Linked DNA regions of Homo sapiens: region 1 is linked to region 2. Evidence: chromatin contacts called from ENCODE Hi-C or POLR2A ChIA-PET data. All regions are on one chromosome and are shown on one strand. The core of a region is the stretch at or near the end of the contact, and the rest is flanking DNA. Distances in the headings are between cores, read along the strand shown.

Region 1 (6,206 bases), core at 3,707-6,206, 120 kb before region 2:
CTCAGCCTCCCGAGTAGCTGGGATTACAGGTATGTGCCACCATCCCCGGCTAATTTTTGTATTTTTAGTAGAGACGGGGTTTCACCATGTTGGCCAGGCTGGTCTTGAACTCCTGACCTCAGGTGATCTACCCACCTTGGCCTCCCAAAGTGCTGGGATTACAGGCATGAGCCACCGCGCCTGGCCAACCCTGAGGATCTTTGCTCTGGGACCCAGCCTTGAGAGGGTTTGTTTTGAAGGAGAAGGTTTAGAAAACAGGAGAGGAGCCTTGAGGAAAAGAAAGGGTAAGAGGCTTGAGGGTCGGAGGCCAGGCAGGCTCTGGGGTGTCAGGGACCAGGGGCCCAGGAACTGAGGCTCAGCGACTTCCCCAGGTATCTAGAGCGAGGCTCCCCAGGAGCAGGGCTAGAGGCTCTGTCTGCAACAGGTCCCGGGACCCCACAGGAAACCACCTTCTCCCAGATCTGCCTGTGCCCTTGGGTGACCAGGTAGCTCCCGGCCCTGCTGAGCCTCATTTGAAAATCAGACTTGGCCAGGAGGGGTGGCTCACGCCTGTTATCCCAGCACTGTGGAGGCCAAAGCAGGCAGATCATGAGGTCAGGAGTTCAAGACCAGCCTGGCCAAGATGGTGAAACCCTGTCTCTACTAAAAATACAAAAATTAGCCAGGCGTGGTGGCAGGTGCCTGTAGTCCCAGCTACTCAGGAGGCTGAGGCAGAAGAATCACCTGAACCTGGGTGGTGGAAGTTGTGGTGAGCTGAGATCGCCATTGCACTCCAGCCTGGGCGACAGAGTGAGACTGTCTCAAAAAAAAAAAGAAAATCAGACTAAGCCGGGCACGGTGGCACATGCCTGTAATCCCAGCATTTTGAGAGACCGAGGCAGGAGGATTGCTTGAGCTTAGAAGTTCAAGACCAGCTTGGGCAATGTAATGCCCCCATCTCTACAAAATAAAAACAAAAAATTATCTGAGTGTGGTGGCACGTACCTGTAGTTCCAGCTATTCCAGAGGCTGAGGCGGGAGGACCGCTTGAGCCCAGGAGGTTGAGGCAGCATTAAACGCTGATCTCACCATAGCAGTCCAGCCTGGACAACAGAGTGAGACCCTATCTCAAAAAAACAAAGAAAGAAGAAAATTGGACTCACATGAGTCTCTCTCAGGGGGTGCCTGGGAGAATGAGGGGGTCATCGGTGCCCAGCAGTGACCGGGAGCAGGGCCAGCCATGAGGAGGCACTGGCGGCCACCACGCCAGGGTCAAAGAAGGGCTCACTGAGGTCCACCAGGCCCATGCTGGGGACCACAAGACACACCCTCTGGGCATTTCTCTTGTGTTTTGTGTGTCCTCGCCAAGTCGGCCGAGGGACCCCCATCTGGATGCGAGCTCCTCGACGGCCCGTTTCTCTGGAGCCTTCTCATCCGGCCCCCCAGGGTTTCTGTGAAGGCAGATCATGGCCGGGAAGCTCCAGAGCAAGGCTGTGCATGTGAAGAGCCAGCCCAGAAAGGGCTCACAGCTGCCCCAGGACCTCCAAGCCTCCTGGTCTCCCCAGAGAAGGCCTGGGGGCGCGAGGGACCTTGGGCTCTGGCGAGGGTCCTCTGCCACCCCTCTGTACCCTGCCTCCCCGCTAAGGCTGCCATGGGCCCACTGGGCACAGAGAGCAGAGCTGCCCCTGGACCTTGGGGCTCTGTGCTCCCTGTCCACCCCCAGCAGGGCACCGGTGCATCACAGAGCTCCAGCCTGAGCCTGCGTCCAACATGGAGAAGGAAGTCCCAGAGCCTTGGTCGGTGGGACCCAGGGCCCACCCTTCCTGCACCACCTCGTTCTGCAGACCTACACACTGGGACACCATCACGAGCCCTGAACTCCAGAGCAGACCCAGCAGGGCCGGGAGCGCAGAGCCTGGACAGCGGCCACCTGGTTCTCCCGATGCTGCTCAGTGAAGGCAGCAGCAGGACCAGATCAGTCCCACCTGAGAACGGCCACCGGGGCCGTCTGTTGAAAGGTGGCTTGGACGGGCGTGGTGGCTCACGCCTGTAATCCCAGCACTTTGGGAGGCCAAGGAGGGTGGATCACTTGAGGTCAGGAGTTGGAGACTAGCCTGGGCCAACATGGTGAAACCCCATCTCTACTAAAAATACAAAAATTAGCCAGGCGTGGTGGTGCACGCCTGTAATCCCAGCTACTAGGAAGGCTGAGGCAGGAGAATTGCTTAAACCCGGGAGGCGAGATCGCGCCGCTGCACTCCATCCAGTCTGGGTGACAGAGCGAGATTCCATCTCCAAAAAAAAAAAAAAAAAAGGAGGCTGGGCACGGGGGCTCACGCCTGTAATCCCAGCACTTTGGGAGGCTGAGGCGGGCAGATCATGAGGTGAGGAGATGGAGACCATCCTGGCCAACACGGTGAAACCCCGTCTCTACTAAAAATAGAAAAAATTAGCCAGGCGTGGTGGCGGGCGCCTGTAGTCCCAGCTACTCAGGAGGTTGAGGCAGGAGAATGGCATGAACCTGGGAGGCGGAGCTTGCAGGGAGCTGAGATCGCACCACTGCACTCCAGCCTGGGTGACAGAGTGAGAGTCCGTCTCAAAAAAAAAAAAAAGAAAGAAAGAAAGGTGAGCCCTGGGCTGTCCTGCTAGGTAATCCCACCAGCCCTGAGGCAGCCACCATGATGCTGCTGTCCAAATGAGCACCAGAGGTCCCTCGTCCAAGGCCCCCCAGCTGTGGACAGAGCCCAGGCAGCCTGACTCAAACACTGCACCTGCTGGCTTTGGGGTTGCCACGTGGGAAAGTGCCACACGAGGTGGGCGGGGCCTCCCCAGGGGTGCAGTCTGGGACCAATGGCCTGGCCGGCTGGTCTCTGCATGGTCCACGCGCTCGGCTGCACTTGGTTCTGAGGTCTCAAATACACATCGATGCCTCAGTGGTGGTTTCCACCACCTTCCTTCTTACCACCACCCGCTCCTCGTTGTGGGCCCTGGACTCGAGGCCAGTTGGGGAAGCCTGGGCTTGGGGAAAGGGGCATTGTGGGGGTGTCTAGGTGTCCTAGCGTCCAGATGTCCAGGCTCCAAGTGTTCAGACGCCTGGGTTCCCAGGTGTCCAGACGTCCAGGTCCTGCTTGGACTGTCACCTCCTTCCGGGACATAGACCCTGCATTCATAGAGTGGGGGCCCCATGAACCTCCAGCTTCTGATTGACATCTAATTTCCAGATGAGGTCATCCTGAACTTAGGCTGGGCCCTAAATCCGATGACACTTAGGCATCGGAGAAAGGGAAAGCCAGAGGATGACTGAGACCCAGAGCGGAGAAGGCGCGTGGAGGTGGAGGCAGAGGCTGGAGCCATGCGGGGCTGCAAGTCCAGGAGCACCTGTGGCCCCCAGAAGCTGGAAGAGACCAGGAAGGATTCCCCCAACCCCGCCTCCCCGGGCGCCTCCAGAGGGAACACGGCCCTCAGGCACCTTGATTCTGGACTTGCGGCCTCCAGGCCTGTGAGAGAATGGAATTTTGTTGTTTTACATGAACAACTTTGTAGAAATTTGTGACAGCAGTTTAGGAAGGTAAAACAACACTGCTTTTACACCTCAAAGGCATAGAAGGTTATACAGTGCAGGGACCCTCCAGGCACCATTCCCCTCCCATCTGGTTTTAGCAAAGTCCCACACACAGCATGGGGGTGGCACCTCACCTTTGTCCCGGAGCAGCACCTAGAAAGTCTTTAACCACTTGTCCACGTAATCTCCTTCTTCTCGATGGCTACCAGGCTGCATGGCCTCGGCTCACCTCTCCCTTACCCAGCCGCCCCCTCCCAGGCATTTAGCCTGTGTCCAGCCCCAGGAGCCGCCGGCACCTTCCCACAAATGTCCTGCCTCTACATCGTGGCACCCTGGTGGGACTCGGTGGTGGGAGAGATCCCTGGAAGTAGAATTGCTGGGTGAAGAGCATTTTATTGGTTGAGGGTGGCTGGATGAGTCTCTCCAGCAGTCACAGGCACCTCCCTTCCCACCCCCAGCTGGACGACTTCACAGGAAGGACTGAAGAACGGGGGGCCTGCAGCCCAGGGCAGGCCTGGCTGTGGCACCTGGCACACGGGGTTTCCTGTGGGGCTGGCACTCACCACAGCCCCTGCCCACGGGTTGGAGCGCTCTGGCAGCAGGACTCTGTGGCCATGAAGGCGGGAGGGAGGGCTTGGCTCGCTCCCCAGGCGTGTTGATGGACACGCAATTAACCTGCCTGTGGTTATGTTGGCACTGAACTGGAACAGGAAGTTAGCATATAAACCAGAGCCTTTCAAGTTATGACAAATTCATCAAACAAATGAACCCGTGAGCACAGAGGGCGGTGTGCGTCCAGCCTCTGTGCGCTCCGGTGGAGATAAGCGTCCACTCTGCTGGGAGGACCAAGGCCCTTTCCAGCCTTTCCCCTGAGCTCCAGGCCCGTGTCTTTCTGGCCCCAAACAGAACCATGCCCGGGGCAGAGACGGGGGCTGGTCTGGAGCAGACACAGGCAGGTGGTCACGTCCCACCAGTGACTCCACACATCTCTCTGGGCCTCAATTTCCCCAGCTCTCTGGGGAGAGGCCGCTTCCATGATTGGCCCGGCAATGTCTGATTTCCCTTCTGAGTTCCAGACGCCAGCTTTGACCCAGTCCTGCTAAAACCCGACAGCATCCCAGCTGACCCTGCTGTGAGAGCAGCTTCCAGAGCCGGTTCCCTCCTGGGGCGGCGTGCTTAGCAACACCCAGGGGGCAGCCCTCCCTGGCCTCCGTGCCAGCCTGTGCTCAGCGATGGTGCTTATCGGGCCGGGGAGTGTCCTTTAAGTCAGGGGTCCCCAACCCCTGGGCCACGGACCTGTTGGTGTCCTGTTAGGAACCGGACTGCACGTCAGCAAGTGAGCTGCGGGTGAGTAAGCGTCCCCGCCTGAGCTCCGCCTCCCGTCAGATCAGCGGTGGCGTTGGATTCTCATAGGCGCGGAACCTGAGAACCCTATTGTGAACTGCGTGTGTGAGGGATCTGGGCTGCACCCTTCTTATGAGACTCTAATGCCTGATGATCTGAGGTGAAACAGTTTCATCCCGAAACCACCACCACCCTCACTGCCCATGGAAAGATTGCCTTTCACGAAACCCATCCTGGGTGCCAAACAGGTTGGGGACCGCTGCTTTAAGTTGTAAGCCCAGCACAGGTTTCTAAATGGCCCCACGCTGCGGCAGAGCTGGGACGGCGGCCTCCAGGCAGGGGCGCCTGCAGGTGCCCGTTCAGGTGGGGGCCTCTGGTCAACCCCTTCACTGGATATGAAGGAACTGAGCCTGGGAGCTCTTGGCTCTCACTCAGGGTTACTCAGCTCACACTGCGGGCAGCGCTGGGACTGGGGGAAGCCCCCTCGCAGACCTCCTGGGCAGCCCAGGAAGAGCCGCTCTGGCCTTCCCAGCCTGTTGGACCCGAGACCTCAGGCCACTGCGGTGCTGAGGTCAGAAGAAGCAAGACAGGAGCCTCTCTTGGGGCTGAGGCTGGAGGCTGGTGGTGTCGTGAAAGGGTCCCCAAGCCAGTGTCCCCTAGCTGTCACGAGGTGAGGGGGTATCATCCCTGGGCAGGGCTCCTGCACCCCTGCCCTGTCCTGTGTCTGTGGCGCTGCCAGCAGCCCCTCCTGTCCCCAACACAGCCCCTGTCCTGGCTGCCCCCGTGCAGGTCCAGGCCCCTCCCTGGCTGTTGAACTCAGACACCACACCCAGGTGTCTGGGATTGATGGTGCAGGAGGAAGCACCTTGGGCCTGTTACAGATGCGGTTCCACCCGCTGTGGACCGGCCCTGGGTCCCCCCAAGAGGTACACTGAAGTCCTGATCCCCAGCGCCTGAGACTGCGGCCTTATTTGGAAACAGGGTCTTTGCAGATGTGACCGAGTGAAGATGAGAGAACCTGCCTGCGGCTGTGTTGGCAGCTGAACTGGAAGAGAATTTCGTTTTATTACCAAGGCCCTGATCCAGTGACTCTCATCCTTATAGAGGGACATTTTCACACAGGGACACTTGGAGGGGAGAGAAGGCTGCGTGAAGATGGAGTCAGAGATGGGAGTGGCGTCCACAAGGGTCGCTGGGAGCCACCAGGAGCTGGGGGAGAGGCCTGGGCCAGGTTCTCCTGCAGAGCCTCAGACAGAACCAGCCCTGCCGACATCTTGGCCTCAGGCTTCAGGCCTCTAGAGCCACAAGAAAATGAATTTCT
Region 2 (6,858 bases), core at 4,205-6,704:
TTTGGTGGCAGTGTCCAAGCCTTCTCTCAAGATGGTCAACCCTGCCCCATGCGGGGTCCACGTGTGCCTCAGCATTGAGAGGGTCTGTTCCAGGGATCTGTGTGGGGGTCGCAGGGCACAGCCGCTCCAGCCTCCTGTGCCAAGCCCCTGGGAGCAGGTGTGGGAGCTCCGGGCCAGCCCTGGCACGGGCACCTCCCAGGATGTTCGTAAGACACACGCTTCCTGCCCGCGCATCTTGCCCTGTGGCCTCAGGACAGCCGGTCCGAGGGAGGGCAGGTGCAGCAGCCACGTCCCAGTCGCTGCGGCCTGGCTTCTCCAGGTGCAGCTCGCCCTCCTTGCACCTGCAGCGCGGAAGGCAGAGCCAAAAGGCGCCCCCTGGGCTCCCGGAGCTCTGAGCCACTTCAGGAGTTCGGGCATGTGGGGTTTTGTCTCCGGTTTTAGTCTGGCCATGTTTGTTGGTTCCAATTCCTATGCTCTGTTACCTGAACCTGTTTGATTCTTTTGATTTTCTTCTTTCTGAAAAAGACTTTTCACGGTTTCCTATTCTGCCTTTCTTCCGTATGCCTCTCAACGGGACGAGCAGCTGAAATTAAAAAGATAGTAGCAGGTACGAACCCAAAGGAGTGTGCTGAAGTCAAGAGCCTGTCTGGCGGGCCACAGACCTGAGCGCAGCCCCTCGGTGGCACACCTGCCCCAGGGACAGCCCTGCATGGGGACACGTGTCAGGCCCCAGACCTGCGCACGCACCCAGGCTCAGCCACAGCCCCTCAGGCAGGGTCCCGATGCCCACTCTGCTCCCTTGTGTTACAAATGCCGTGGTCCTTCTCAGCCCTGCTGTGGCCTTGCCTGTCATCAGAGGGCAGCTGGTCTCTGCAAGCGTCTGAGTGCAGGCTGCTTAGGGCACCAGCCAAGGGGGGACGCTGCCTGCACTGCTGCCTCATGGGCCACCTTGACAGATCTGCATGGGTCTCAACAGGTGGGTGGCTTCGTGCCTTCTGCAGCCCAGTCCCCGTGGTCTTGGTGGGCTCTGGCTGTAGGAACAGCCTGTCTCCTCCACGGTGCTTCACATGTGTCCCACGTGGCTTCTGGCTGGACGTGGCATGGCTCCTTCCCCCCTCCCCCTCTTTTTTCCTCCTCTTCCTCTTCCTTCCTCCCTCCTCTTCCCTCCTCCCTCCTTCTCCCTCCTCTTCTCTCCTCCCTCCTCTTCCCTCCTCCCTCCTCTTCCCTCCCTCCTTCTCCCTCCCTCCTTCTCCCTCCTCTTCCCTCCCTCCTTCATCCTCCTCTTCCCTCCCTCCTGCTCCTCTTCCCTCCCTCCTCCTCCTCTTCCCTCCTTCCTCCTCTTCCCTCCTTCCTCCTCTTCCCTCCTTCCTCCTCTTCCCTCCTTCCTCCTCTTCCCTCCTTCCTCCTCCTCCCTCCTCCTCTTCCCCCACCTTCCTTCTCCCTCCTCCTCTTTCTCCCTCCCTCCTCCCCCTCCCCCTCCTCCCTTCTGTCTCCTCTTTCCTCCTCTTCCCAGCACCAGGCCCAGGGCTAGTCCTTTGAGGAGCAAGTGAGGCCATGGTGCCTGCTCTTTCGGAACCCTGCCCTGGAGTATGGGGAGGTGTCACCAGCACATGGGATCTCGTCCTTGTACCATTGACATTCCGTGGTTGAGCCCCGCAGCACCCAGGGCGAGCACGTGGCCCACGGCCGAGGTGGCTGGTCTGCCACCTGCACTTCCTCCTGTGAAAGGAGGTGTGCGGGAGACCTGCTCTGCCCGTCATGGCCTTTCCCTGCAGGCAGGCGTCTGGCCCGGGGTGCTAGCAGGGAGCAGGGGCTGCTGCTTGAGGGCCGGCCCCATGGCCCTGATCTCCTTGGAGCCAGCCCTGTCCCCCACATCCAGGGGTCTGGGCGAGGCCCAGGGCTGCGTTCCTGGGAGAATGCTGACCCTGCACTTCTCTGGCTGGTCATGGTGTCACCACTGGGGAGGCTGGGCCGGCACGTCAGTCTATGCCTGGCATGCAGGGCCGTCCCTGAGATATTTGCTCTCACCACTCACAAAACATCCTTCTCGCTCCTGGATTGAACTTTTATGCCTCACAGCCCTAACCCATCATTTTTCAAAGCTTCCTATAATAATTTGAAAACATCTTGTAAAAATGACATAAGTCACAGCCGCTTGCGGCAAATAACTGGCCAGTGTTGAAGCGAGTCAGACCGGGTGCTCCTGCACCAAGTGTGTGCCAGCCGTAACCCGGGCAGGCCTGTCCTCTGGCCCTTGCTGCAGGCACCAGCTCTTAACACGGGGTGCACTGGGGCTCCCCATCACGCAGGACCTGCCCAGAATTTCCACAGTGGATGGTGTTCAGGAGCGGTGGTTAGGATGGCTGGCGGGGGCCTCACTGACGCTCCAGCTCCCATGCTCCCCTTAGAAGACAGCTTTTGGCCGGGTGCGGTGGCTCATGCCTGTAATCCCAGCACTTTGCGAGGCTGAGGTGTGCGAATCACGAGGTCAGGAGATCAAGACCATCCTGGCTAACACGGTGAAACCCCATCTCTACTAAAAATACAAAACATTAGCCGGGCGCGGTGGCGGGCGTCTGTAGTCCCAGCTACTCGGGAGGCTGAGGCAGAAGAATGGCGTGAACCCGGGAGGCGGAGCTTGCAGTGAGCTGAGATCGCGCCACTGCACTCCAGCCTGGGTGACAGAGTGAGACTCCCGTCTCAAAAAAAAAAAAAAAAAAAAAAAAGACAGCTTTTGTTTGTTTTTAAAATTCTCATCTCGGAGGAAACTTTCTAGAAGTACCAATATTCTTTTCAAAACATAGCTTACAGTTTTTCTTTTCTTTTTTTCTTTTTTGAGACAGGGTCTTGCTCTGTTGCCCAGGCTGGAGTGCAGTGGTGTGATCACGGCTCACTGCAGCCTCGACCTCCTGGGCTCAAATGATCCTCTGGCCTCTGCCCCCCGAGTAGCTGGGAGTACAGACGCCTCTCACCATACCCTGATCATTTTTATTTTTTTGTTTTTTTTGTTTTTGTGGAGATGGGGGTCTTGCTATGTTTCCCAGGCTGGTCTCTAACTCCTGGGCTCAAGCGATCTGCCTGCCTCCGCCTCCCAAATTGCTGGGATTACAGGCGTGAGCCGCCGTGCCCAGGCTTATTTTCTTACGTGCTTGTCCTAGAACAACTGAATGTGTAAAGTGGAAAAAACAAAAACAAAACCCCACCCAGCCCAGATAACCATCTCTGACATTCTGGCACATTCCTTTTGACTGTTGCTCTGGACACTCACTTCCATGGGCAACGAGCAGGCTTGCTGGGGTCCTGCCGGGTGCGCCTGGGGCACAGCCAGTGGGAGAACTGATGCGGCACAGTGGCTGGCTGTGCGGGAGAGGCCATCCCGGGTGGGCTTCCAGGGGCAGTCAGGGCGCAGCCTCTCCCGGGCCCTCAGGCCTGCGTGCATCACTGAGCTGTCCGGGCTTCACGGTCACAGTCATGATGGGTGTCACCAGTGGCCAGTGTTCGGGCACACTCCCTGCAGGTGACCTGTGCGTTGCCTTGCTGTGGGCCGCGCCGTCCCTGGCCCAGCACGGTGCATGAGCAGCCCGGGCACTCTGACTGTGTGCTTTCCAAACCCAGAAGCTGGCAGGGCGGAGATGCTGGACCACGCCGTCCTGCTTCAGGTGATCAAAGAACAGCAGGTGCAGCAAAAGCGCTTGCTGGACCAGCAGGAGAAGCTGCTGGCGGTGATCGAGGAGCAGCACAAGGAGATCCACCAGCAGAGGCAGGAGGACGAGGAGGATAAACCCAGGCAGGGTAGGCCGGGCTGGCGGATGGAGTGGGGTGGGGCCAGGCAGGGGGTCTCCTGCTGTCCTCATGCGGCTGGGTCTGAGGCTCGGTGGCCTCTAGACCTGAGCGTGAGTCTGGTTTTGGTTCCCAATGCTGTTGTTGCTGGTTCTTCTGAGCCCCTCCACTGGCAGCCTGTGTACAGTGCTGTGGCTAAATTGATGACCGACTTCATTTGCAGTGGAGGTGCATCAAGAGCCCGGGGCAGCGGTGCCCAGAGGCCAGGAGGCCCCTGAAGGCAAGGCCAGGGAGACGGTGGAGAATCTGCCTCCCCTGCCTTTGGACCCTGTCCTCAGAGCTCCTGGGGGCCGCCCTGCTCCATCCCAGGACCTTAACCAGCGCTCCCTGGAGCACTCTGAGGGGCCTGTGGGCAGAGACCCTGCTGGCCCTCCTGACGGCGGCCCTGACACAGAGCCTCGGGCAGCCCAGGCCAAGCTGAGAGATGGCCAGAAGGATGCCGCCCCCAGGGCAGCTGGCACTGTGAAGGAGCTCCCCAAGGGCCCGGAGCAGGTGCCCGTGCCAGACCCCGCCAGGGAAGCCGGGGGCCCAGAGGAGCGCCTCGCAGAGGAATTCCCTGGGCAAAGTCAGGACGTTACTGGCGGTTCCCAAGACAGGAAAAAACCTGGGAAGGAGGTGGCAGCCACTGGCACCAGCATTCTGAAGGAAGCCAACTGGCTCGTGGCAGGGCCAGGAGCAGAGACGGGGGACCCTCGCATGAAGCCCAAGCAAGTGAGCCGAGACCTGGGCCTTGCAGCGGACCTGCCCGGTGGGGCGGAAGGAGCAGCTGCACAGCCCCAGGCTGTGTTACGCCAGCCGGAACTGCGGGTCATCTCTGATGGCGAGCAGGGTGGACAGCAGGGCCACCGGCTGGACCATGGCGGTCACCTGGAGATGAGAAAGGCCCGCGGGGGGGACCATGTGCCTGTGTCCCACGAGCAGCCGAGAGGCGGGGAGGACGCTGCTGTCCAGGAGCCCAGGCAGAGGCCAGAGCCAGAGCTGGGGCTCAAACGAGCTGTCCCGGGGGGCCAGAGGCCGGACAATGCCAAGCCCAACCGGGACCTGAAACTGCAGGCTGGCTCCGACCTCCGGAGGCGACGGCGGGACCTTGGCCCTCATGCAGAGGGTCAGCTGGCCCCGAGGGATGGGGTCATCATTGGCCTTAACCCCCTGCCTGATGTCCAGGTGAACGACCTCCGTGGCGCCCTGGATGCCCAGCTCCGCCAGGCTGCGGGGGGAGCTCTGCAGGTGGTCCACAGCCGGCAGCTTAGACAGGCGCCTGGGCCTCCAGAGGAGTCCTAGCACCTGCTGGCCATGAGGGCCACGCCAGCCACTGCCCTCCTCGGCCAGCAGCAGGTCTGTCTCAGCCGCATCCCAGCCAAACTCTGGAGGTCACACTCGCCTCTCCCCAGGGTTTCATGTCTGAGGCCCTCACCAAGTGTGAGTGACAGTATAAAAGATTCACTGTGGCATCGTTTCCAGAATGTTCTTGCTGTCGTTCTGTTGCAGCTCTTAGTCTGAGGTCCTCTGACCTCTAGACTCTGAGCTCACTCCAGCCTGTGAGGAGAAACGGCCTCCGCTGCGAGCTGGCTGGTGCACTCCCAGGCTCAGGCTGGGGAGCTGCTGCGTCTGTGGTCAGGCCTCCTGCTCCTGCCAGGGAGCACGCGTGGTCTTCGGGTTGAGCTCGGCCGTGCGTGGAGGTGCGCATGGCTGCTCATGGTCCCAACACAGGCTACTGTGAGAGCCAGCATCCAACCCCACGCTTGCAGTGACTCAGAATGATAATTATTATGACTGTTTATCGATGCTTCCCACAGTGTGGTAGAAAGTCTTGAATAAACACTTTTGCCTTCACCCAGCCTCGGTGGATGCTGTTTGGTGTCCAGGAAGCACAGGGAGCAGGGGCCAGACAAGCCGGGTGTCCAGGGGCACTGGCCGGTGCCGCCCTTTGCACTCCTCATGGTTGGCCCAGCCCTCCATTGTCTGTGTTTTTCAAAATCCAATTGTGGCTTTTTTTAAAAAGTAAAAAACACCACTGATAACCTGATTAGTGAAGTTGGTCCTGGGGGAGTGACTGAAAGGAAAGCCTGAGGCCGGCTCAGGATTCCAGATGTGTAAAGCAGAGGCCAGAGGTCATGAGGGAACGGCGCCATGACCTGAGCGTCGCAGTGACTGGACACTAGACGCAGCACAGCCCCAGAGAGACCCTGTGAGCAGGCAGAGCCGCCTGGTGCCAGGAGGTGGTCCAGCCCCCAGGGCCAGGCTGACGGGCGTGCTGCCTCGTGACCAGGACACGCTCCACAGCCCTCTCACCTGGCGGGAGAGAGGAGGTGCTGCTGTGTCCACAGCATCCGAGTCTGCTTTGGCTCGTCCTCTGGGGAGCTTGCGCCCCAACCCTGCCACGAAACCCTGCCACGAAGGGCAGAGGACCAGGGCCTGGGTCTGGGGGAGGCCCGTGTTGGCGAAGGGTCCCTGCATGGAGGGCCGGCCTCAGCCTCTGGTGGTGTCTTCCTGCACCTTTTGATATCCTTTTGGCTCTTTATTATAGTTTCTTCCCTTGAAGGATGTCACTGGGCAGCCTGAAGACTGGAAATTTTTTTTCTTTTGAGACGGAGTCTCGCTCTGTCACCCAGGCTGGAGTGCAGTGGTGTGATCTCGGCTCACTGCAAGCTCCGCCTCCCGGGTTCACGCCATTCTCCTGCCTCAGCCTCCCGAGTAGCTGGGACTACAGGCGCCCGCCACCACGCCCGGCTAATTTTTTTTTCCGTATTTTTAGTAGAGACTGGGTTTCACCATGTTGGTCAGGCTGGTCTCGAACTCCTGACCTTGTGATCCACCCGCCTCAGCCTACCAAAGTGCTAGGATTGCAGACTTGAGCCACTGCACCTGGCCTGAAGACTGGAAATTAACTAGAGGGAAGCTTCTGGAGGCTGAGTGGTGACTCCTGCCGAGCCTTGGGGGCTGGGAGGGGGCCGGGAGGAGGCTGGGAGGGGGTTGCGGGGCCAGGGGCTGGGAGGGGGCTGGGAGGAGGCTGGGAGG

The links. A loop is a pair of places that touch in the nucleus more often than their neighbours do. ChIA-PET counts read pairs that join two places held with the same protein, here RNA polymerase II (POLR2A). Pooled maps may share reads with other maps.
Region 1: a loop to region 2 is called in a pooled map, with 2.5 times the contacts of the local background. The contact joins two enhancer-like sites. A Hi-C loop is called at or near these places in 3 of 50 pooled maps. POLR2A ChIA-PET finds 5 or more read pairs at or near these places in 2 of 52 experiments (CD8-positive, alpha-beta memory T cell and HEK293).

Annotation. Positions count from the first base shown.
Region 1 is chr17:81,363,986-81,370,191 of GRCh38, reverse strand. No RefSeq gene overlaps it. Among named protein-coding and RNA genes, the nearest start is that of LINC03048, 18 kb to the left of the region's middle. RefSeq lists enhancers at 3,578-4,163, 4,164-4,751. Within about 2 kb of position 4,956, at least 18 of the 41 ENCODE cell types and tissues checked have a DNase peak (open chromatin) inside an H3K27ac peak, as active enhancers do.
Region 2 is chr17:81,243,819-81,250,676 of GRCh38, reverse strand. SLC38A10 (solute carrier family 38 member 10) reads left to right here. Exons shown (of 16, transcript NM_001037984.3): 15 at 3,616-3,792; 16 at 4,004-5,866. The coding sequence ends at 5,121. Among named protein-coding and RNA genes, the nearest start is that of NDUFAF8, 7.9 kb to the right of the region's middle. RefSeq lists enhancers at 5,425-5,514, 5,725-5,774, 5,875-5,994. Within about 2 kb of position 5,454, at least 3 of the 41 ENCODE cell types and tissues checked have a DNase peak (open chromatin) inside an H3K27ac peak, as active enhancers do.